3 separate regions of the Homo sapiens genome follow, and regions 1 and 2 are each linked to region 3. A link is an interaction called in ENCODE POLR2A ChIA-PET data of the cell type or tissue named here. Cell type or tissue: OCI-LY7. All regions are shown on one strand.

Region 1 (2,500 bases), 240 kb before region 3:
GGAATCCCTATATTCTTGGGGTTGTCTGAGCCAGGGCTCATGCCTGTCTGGTGCTTTCAACCAAACCTCTCTCATGGGCTCTGTAAAAGGAACAATCAGGCCATTCTGAATCCCCCAGATCTTGTACCTACCTTTTAGAATTGTCTTGAGAGTGTGTGTGCTGATTCTCCTAAAGTACTTCGTGTGGTTCCTGACCTATAATAAGTGCTTCATAAATCTTAGTCATTATTGTTAAAATCCCAAAGAGTGGTTTTGCTCGAGTCTGAATCCAAAAAGGAAGCTCCAGGTAAGAGGAGAAACTAGAGAACAGGACACAGAAACCATCCTGTGTTTTTTCTATCCTGTGAAACCATCACCATGACACTGGCCTTCCCTCTCAGTGTGGCCTCATCCTCCATGTCCCTCCCTGTAGTCCCCTTAACTGTGAAGTGTCCAGCCTCTCCAGCACTTACTCCCAGGCCCAGCTCCACTTCAGGCAGGCCTGCTGGGGCTCAGAATAGCCCAGCTGCTGTCTCAGCAGATGGCCAGGCTAATTTTAGCCATGTGGTACTCACCCAGGGACCAGGCTGGGCTTTTTAGATTTGAATAAGCCAGTGTGCAACTTTGGTTTAGAGCCAATAACAAAGTTTGGAGCTGTTGTGATCTCTGTGTCTGCCTAGCACTTTATAAGATTCCAGAAATATAATTTTAAAGGATTTTGTTTCTGTGAACCAACAAGAACCCAAGCTATGGAGCCAGCAGGCAGTCAAGCCAGCAGGGTATTGATGGAGGGTGGTGAGAAGCAGATGGTGGCACCAGCTCCTGCCTCTTCTCCCTGATGACAAGCGGGTGGCAGGGCCTCAGTATCCCGGGTGCACTGTGCTCTCACTGCTCTCCTGGCCAAAGTGAAAGAAGGCAGCAGCCAACTCAGCCTCCTGGATCATCCTCTGAACCACTCGTGGGTGGCAGGCTGCATCTTCATGCTGTGGAACAACTGTGGTCCGGAAGAAGTCAGCCAGATGCCAGCAAGAACCTACTCTGGCACTTTCATGTGCAGTCCCTCGAGACAACCTAATGTGAAGTAGGCAGATGTGGAAACAGGCTCAGAGAGGTAAGAGGTCCCAAGAGAGGCTGAGATTGAGCCAGGTTGAGAACGTGTCTTTTCCATTGTGATGTTTCTACCTTATTGTTCTTCATATGTGAAGACTGCCTTTCATCCCAGTTCTTCCAGAGAGTTCAGAGACAACACACAGTGACTCGGAAAGCCACATTCCAGCCTGCCTTCACCTTTCCATGATTAATTTCTAGTTGCAGAAGCAAGTTGACCAGAGAAGACAGTAGAATGAGGAGACCAGACTAGTCATGCTTCCTAAACTGGGTCCATGAACTCTTAAAAGTTGGTTTGGGTGGTCTTTGGGGAATCTGTTTGTCAGTTGAGCTGCTTTCAGCTTAAAAAATAAAAAGGAAAGCCACATTTCAAGAAGTGGGAGCCAGACACTGTGGCTCACACCCGTAATCCCAACTCTCGGGAAGGCCAAGGCAGGAGGATCTCCAGAGGCCAGGAGTTTTAAGACCAGCCCAGCAGCATAATGAAACCCTGTCTCTACAAAAAATTTAAAAACTTGGCCAGGCATGGTGGCTTGTGCCTGTAGTCCCAGCTGCTAGGGAGGCTGTGGTCGGAGGATCACAATCACTTGAGCCCCGGGGTTCCGGCCTGCAGTGAACTGTGATCACATCACATCGCTGCACCAGTCTGGACGACAGCGAGACCTGACTCTAAAAAAACAAGGTTGGGTGCGGTGGCTCATGCCTGTAATCCCAGTACTTCGGGAGGCTGAAGTGGGAGGATCACCTGAGGTCAGGAGTTGGAGACCAGCCTGGCCAACATAGTGAAACCCCATCTCTAGTAAAAATACAAAAATTTAGCCAGGCAGAGTGGCACGTGCCTGTAGTCCCCGCTACTTGAGAGGCTGAGGTGGGAGAATTGCTTGAACCCAGGAGGCAGAGGTTGCAGAGAGCTGAGATGGCGCCACTGTGCTCCAGCCTGGGTGAGGCAACATAGTGAGATTCTGTCTCAATTTTTTTTTAATAAAAATTTTTAAAAATTGATGTTTGCAGCGTTGGTTAATTCTGCTTCTCTGTTTCTCTTGGCTTTTCATGGTTGCCAGATGGCAGTTGGACACCTAGCACCACCATCCAGAGGCAGGAAAGGAGAGTTACCCCCTCATCTTTTACCAGAGAGAAAAACTTTTCTCCATTGTTCCCAATAGTCCTGTCTTCTCATCTCATTGCCTAGGGGTTGGGGCACATGCCTGTGCCCCACAGCTGCAGGAAGGCTGGAGTTAGAGTATCAGGCACGGTGCAGGATGTCAGCAAGGACAAAGGGAGTGAAGAATGTGGCCTGAGAGCGTGTCATGCCCTAGAAATTGTGCACAGAAGCTGAGACACGGGCACTTTTGTGGGTAGTGGGTCCATAAGCCCATCAGATTCTCAGCGGCCCTTGAGCTCAAGGTCTTTAGAA
Region 2 (2,500 bases), 340 kb before region 3:
GGGAGACTGAGGCAGGAGAATCGCTTGAACCCGGAAGCAGAGGTTTCAGTGAGCCAAGATTGCACCACTAAACTCCAGCCTGGGCAACAGAATGAGACTCTGTCTAAAAAAATTAAATAAATAAATAAATATTTTAAAAAGAAGAATACAAAAGAGAAAAGAAAAAACGGGGAGTAAAAGGTGGCTGGGCCAGAGGAGGGTAGCAGTTTTGGGGTGAACGTGGAGTTCCAGAGAGTATCAGGGGACTGGAATTAGAGGGTGAAACGGGAGTGACTAGAGATACAGCTGGGAATTAGAAATTGGATCCTCCTAAACGTTCTTCAGAAGATTCAAGGCTGAAAATTACTCTTCAATTATTTACTCTGTTTCTGTAAGTGCATCTTCAGATGCGACCCAGCTCCAAGTCAGAACTGTGGGGGTCGAGGATTCTACAAGGTTGCCTTGGGTGAGTGGCTTTTATTTGTATTGATTAATTATATCTGCCACTTTGCAAAAAAGTGACTTGAGGTGAGGCAAGAACATTTAATCTCTCTGAATCTCATTTTCTTCCTCTGACAAATTGGGCTCCTGACACCAGGTGAGAGGTGTCCAGGTATCCTGGTAACCAGGTCTGAGGCTGTGGAAATTAAATAAGAACACGTGTGAAGCGCCAGCACAGTGCCTGGGACCCAGTAAACCTCCGGAACTGCTGGCCCTTCCCCAAAACAACTTGCCATTGTTCCCAGCACAAAGAAATGATAAAGGCTTGAGATGATGTATATGCTAATTACCCTGATTTGATCATTACACATTGTGTACATGTATCAAAATATCACACTGTACCTCATCAATATGTACAATTATTATGTATCAATTAAAATAATAATAAAAGAAAGAAAAAATTGGAAACAACCCAAATGTTCTTCAATTGCTGAATAGATCAACTGTGGGTTTAAAAAAATCCCAAAACTTGGTCATCTAGTGGAATCCTGTGACTGTTTAAAATGCAATAATAGGGTAGAGGTTCCCTGAAAGCAGAAGCCCTCTATAAGTACAAGTTGTTATTGCTGTCTTTATTATTATCTTAAAGTGCTTTGCAGCCATGGAAGTTGACAAAGGAAATGTAATAACAGCTTCTCCAAGAACTTCAAGTATTCTTATGCATTATCCAAATCTCTCTAACGTCTGGGGAAAAGGGTTGGAGAGGAAAGGGAGGGAGTTTTAGTCTTTATCCCTTAAAGATGCTGTCAAGGGAAGGAATGACTCACTATGTCTACTTCTACCTGAAACACTCAGGCTCATGATAGAAAGGCCAGGCTCATGATAGAAAGGCCAGCCCCAGTCTGGCTCAGAAGTGATGGGACTGCGGCTTCAGCCCACCTATTTGGACTCCTAAGTAAGAGTTTTTTGCACCATTCAGCACAGCCTAACAAGCAGGGCACAGAGCTGTATAGACCAGGCTGTAACCATAAATAGCCACACACACGTGTGCAGCACACACACACACACACACGAGCCTTATTGTCCATTTGGCCTGGGGCCTCCCCTGCCACGGCTGCTCTGCCAAATGGGGAACCAGAACAGAACACGAATGGGCCTTTATTAACCCAACAATGAAATTTTCCGAGAAAACATCCCAGCCCAGCCGATGGCCCAGTTGTAGCTGACCAGTGACAGGAGCCACTTGGGCAGACCACAGAGGTACCCACCACCCCTTAATCCCTGCCAGCCTCTGCTCCAGAGAAAATCTTGATCTCATTTAAGACTTTTCCCCAGGGTCAAAGATGTGTGTGAAATGAGGTCTCAAGTTCATTTGTACCTGATTTGCATATGACTAGCATATTTCTTCACAGGCTTTGAGACAGTCACTTCTATCTCTTCCCCACCCACCCTCAAATCCTGCCCCTCCTCCTGGGCCAGGAAAAGCCTGCTTTTGTCCCCATGTGCCTGACAGCCACTTTTGTGATCCCTGTGCATGAATCCTGGCCATCACCCAGCAAGTACAGCCTCATCTGAACCTGTCACTGTCTCCCAGTGCACTTGCCTCCCTAGCCACCTACTTTCAAAAATGAGAAAAAAAACAAAAAAACAAAAACCCTACCTGCTTTCAAAAATGCCCTTAAAGAATTCTTTGTTTTCTCCATCGATTTCTTCAACACCTTCTACTTGAACTTGCTCATTTGGCTTTCCCTTAGGAGCCTGACAGGGCCCAGAGTCAGGGCCTGGCCCAGGCCTGTCTCATCAGTATTCCAGTCGGGTGCTCCTGTGCCCACCGTCAGCAGTGAGTATGCAGGGGTGGACAGGTGGGCAGTCCTGCCCCGGCCCCTCACCCTCTCTTCCCCTGCAGCCCAAGGTCTTAGCGACATTGTCCTGGTGGGCCCTGCACAGCTAGCCTCACATGGTAACAGACACTCAGCCCCCAGAATAGATACATCATCTAACAAACCATGAGGCAGGAGCCTCACAACCCTTACCCTGAAGGATTTAAGGACATAAGAAGAAAGATATGTCTTGGCTTGTT
Region 3 (2,500 bases):
ACTTTGGGGTTTTCCTTTGTATTTATATTTAGCAAGGATTGTGTGCCTAACTCTGCATTAAAATAGCTGATGCTACCAGTCATTGTTCCAGGCCTTTGCACACTGCAGCCTGGCAGGCTTTCTGCAGCCAAAAGTGAAGGCAGCTGGCAGGGCCTGGCCCACCCAAGCCGAGGAGAGGGCATTTATTTCATGGACCTCCCTCACTGAACCCTCGTGGGCGTGAATGCAAACAGAAGCAGGGCACTTTGGGTATGGCTCCGAGCTGGGAAGGCTCATAGGACCAGCCATGCTCAAGGACTTAAGCCTCCAAAACGCGTCTCCTGCTGCCTGCGGCCATGGGAGCTGAGATTCCTCCACTGCATCACCAAGCCTGGCATCTCAGGGAGGCAGATGCTATAGCCAGCTCTGCTCACACTCCCTTGGGGACTCAGCGAGTCCTACCTTAAAATGCCAGAATCTGTCATATCCTCCCTACGGGCCCATTGGCCACCTGGGAGGAACAGGTGTGCCAGTGAAAGGAACAGGTGTGCCAGTGAAAGGTAGAATGGGGAAGGAGCTACAAAGGGGAGGAGGACCCTGGAGTGAGAAGGTTTATGAGACAAACCCTCCCTTTGCCCAGAGGTTTCCAAGTCTTGGCCCTGGTGCTAATGACCTGGTGCCAGTGACTTCCATGCAGAGCTGGACAGAGTCCCTGAGCAGTGGGCTGATAATCCTGCGCAGGAAGGCGGCCATAGGGTCTACCAATGACGTTAGAATACTGAGGAAGAGACAGTGTGATGTCCCTGTGTGCTTGACGACTTAAATTTATCCCCTGGGGACAGTTAGCATTTGAAGTGTCCTTGTCAGGAGCCCACACTCCAGAGGTGGCTATGTCAACTGCTTCAAATGCCTTTATCTAAATATGCACCTGGGGGTGTTAAAAATAGTTTCTTTGGGAAAATGATGGGTGTTCCAGATGTGACTGGCTGGAAAGAGTGAGCAGGCACTTATGCTGGGGAACGAAGATTACGAGTATCTGGCAAACTCCCGCCGCTCCAGCCTAGAGTTCCATCGGTATCTTGAGTTCCCCTTAGTGGGGGGATTCTGTTGGTTGATACCACAGAAGAATATAATTGCATTTGCTTCCAAGGGACTCTTTCTTGCAAGACATGTCAGAAATCCGGGCTCCCGCCGTTGGGCAGCAGCACCGTGACCTCTAGCAGGCTATTTAGCTCCGGCTTCCGCTTCTGTAGATTGGAGATGATGACAATCTTGCCAGGTGGTGGTGAGGGGTAGCCGAGCTTTAAAATGGCAAGTTTCTGCTGCAGCTCCCTCCGGCTGTGTGGCTGGAGCAAGGTCAGCAAGGCCCCGGGCCCCAGGCCCCGCCATCCCCGGCTACCCGAGAGCGCGGTCGCGGACGACTAGCCAGGACGCCCCTAGAGCCGCCCTTCCTTCCTCCGCCCGCGCCGCGCGGGCCACCCGCGGACATCTGGTGGCTAAGCAGCCTCTCCGGGCTGCTGCCTCCTCCGCCCCCGCTCCGGGAAGCCCCGAGCTGGCGCCCTCGCTCTGGTCGCAGCATCCGGGGCCGCCTCTTTCGCCCCGCGCGTGGCTCCGGAAGCAGGTCGGCTTGCCTCTGGGGATCCGCGCGCCTCTGGGGGTCCGCGCCGGCCCTGCCTTCCCCAGTGGTGGCGGGGGTCGGGGGGCGCCCAGGAGGCCCAGGGGCTGCCCCTCGGCCTCGCCGCAAGCGGCCAGCCGAGGCCAGTGGGCCAGGGCAGCTGCAGGCGCCTCCCTCCCCCGCAGCACTGAACTCCCCCGCCCCGCACTCGAGGCGGCTGCCAGGAACTGAAATATTAATAGGCACAAACTTCCTGGAAAGATTTGCGTCCTCAACACAAATGACCCCGCTTTGCCCACTGAAATAAATAAATAAAGGGCAGCTCCCGGGCCAGGCGGCAGAGGAGCCGGGGGGAACTGCCGGGGAGCCGGGGGGAACTGCCGCGAACCCGCCCCCCAGCCCGGCCTCCGCCGCGGCCCACGCGCTCTCCGCACTGCTCTTGGAACGTCCCGCGGGACGCACCGGGCGGAGGGCGCGGGCTCGGGGCTCCCTTTTTTAAGCAGGGCTTGGGCGCGCGCGGGCAGCCTGGACGCCCCGGGTGGTCGCGCGCACGCCCGGCCACGCGCACGCCCCCGCCCCCGCGCTCCCCGGAGCAGCCCCCGCCCGGCCGCGCGCCCGGCCAGCCAGCCCCTGCCCGCGAGTGACGCGCGCGCCTCCCAGCCTGCGGCTCCTCCTCTCCCGACGCAACTGGCCCGCCCTCCTCTGCGCTCCTCCGCCGGGACATCTGTCATTTAGGAACCTCAAAACAAATCTCCACCTGGCGTTTAGAAATGCGATTTGATTTTCAGAGTTCTTCGATATTCGCATCTCCCGGGATTCCCTGGGCAGGGAGGCAGCTGTGGCCCAGGAGGCCAACGCGCCTCTCCTCGCAGCAGCTCAGGAGGAGGTGACAGGCCAGGAAGCCCC

What was found. Peaks named below come from ENCODE experiments on the same cell type or tissue, not always from the same donor. Only the 100,000 strongest peaks of a DNase experiment are listed, where the experiment ranks them.
Region 1: POLR2A ChIA-PET joins it to region 3 with 5 read pairs; 1 of 35 experiments calls an interaction of 5 or more read pairs at or near these places.
Region 2: POLR2A ChIA-PET joins it to region 3 with 5 read pairs; 1 of 35 experiments calls an interaction of 5 or more read pairs at or near these places.

The regions. Positions count from the first base shown.
Region 1 is chr1:226,354,391-226,356,890 of GRCh38, reverse strand. No RefSeq gene overlaps it. Among named protein-coding and RNA genes, the nearest start is that of LIN9, 46 kb to the right of the region's middle. In OCI-LY7, no CTCF peak of the experiment used is centred here; DNase peaks (open chromatin) are centred at 540, 1,040 and 1,670; H3K4me3 peaks cover 2,500 bases; H3K27ac peaks cover 2,500 bases.
Region 2 is chr1:226,453,297-226,455,796 of GRCh38, reverse strand. No RefSeq gene overlaps it. Among named protein-coding and RNA genes, the nearest start is that of PARP1, 46 kb to the right of the region's middle. RefSeq lists a silencer at 533-740. In OCI-LY7, no CTCF peak of the experiment used is centred here; a DNase peak (open chromatin) is centred at 1,466.
Region 3 is chr1:226,109,734-226,112,233 of GRCh38, reverse strand. No RefSeq gene overlaps it. Among named protein-coding and RNA genes, the nearest start is that of LINC01703, 27 kb to the right of the region's middle. RefSeq lists an enhancer at 232-739 and silencers at 1,158-1,207, 1,588-2,047, 2,128-2,227. In OCI-LY7, a CTCF peak has its summit at 1,396; DNase peaks (open chromatin) are centred at 473, 1,463, 1,843 and 2,273; H3K4me3 peaks cover 2,421 bases; H3K27ac peaks cover 2,086 bases.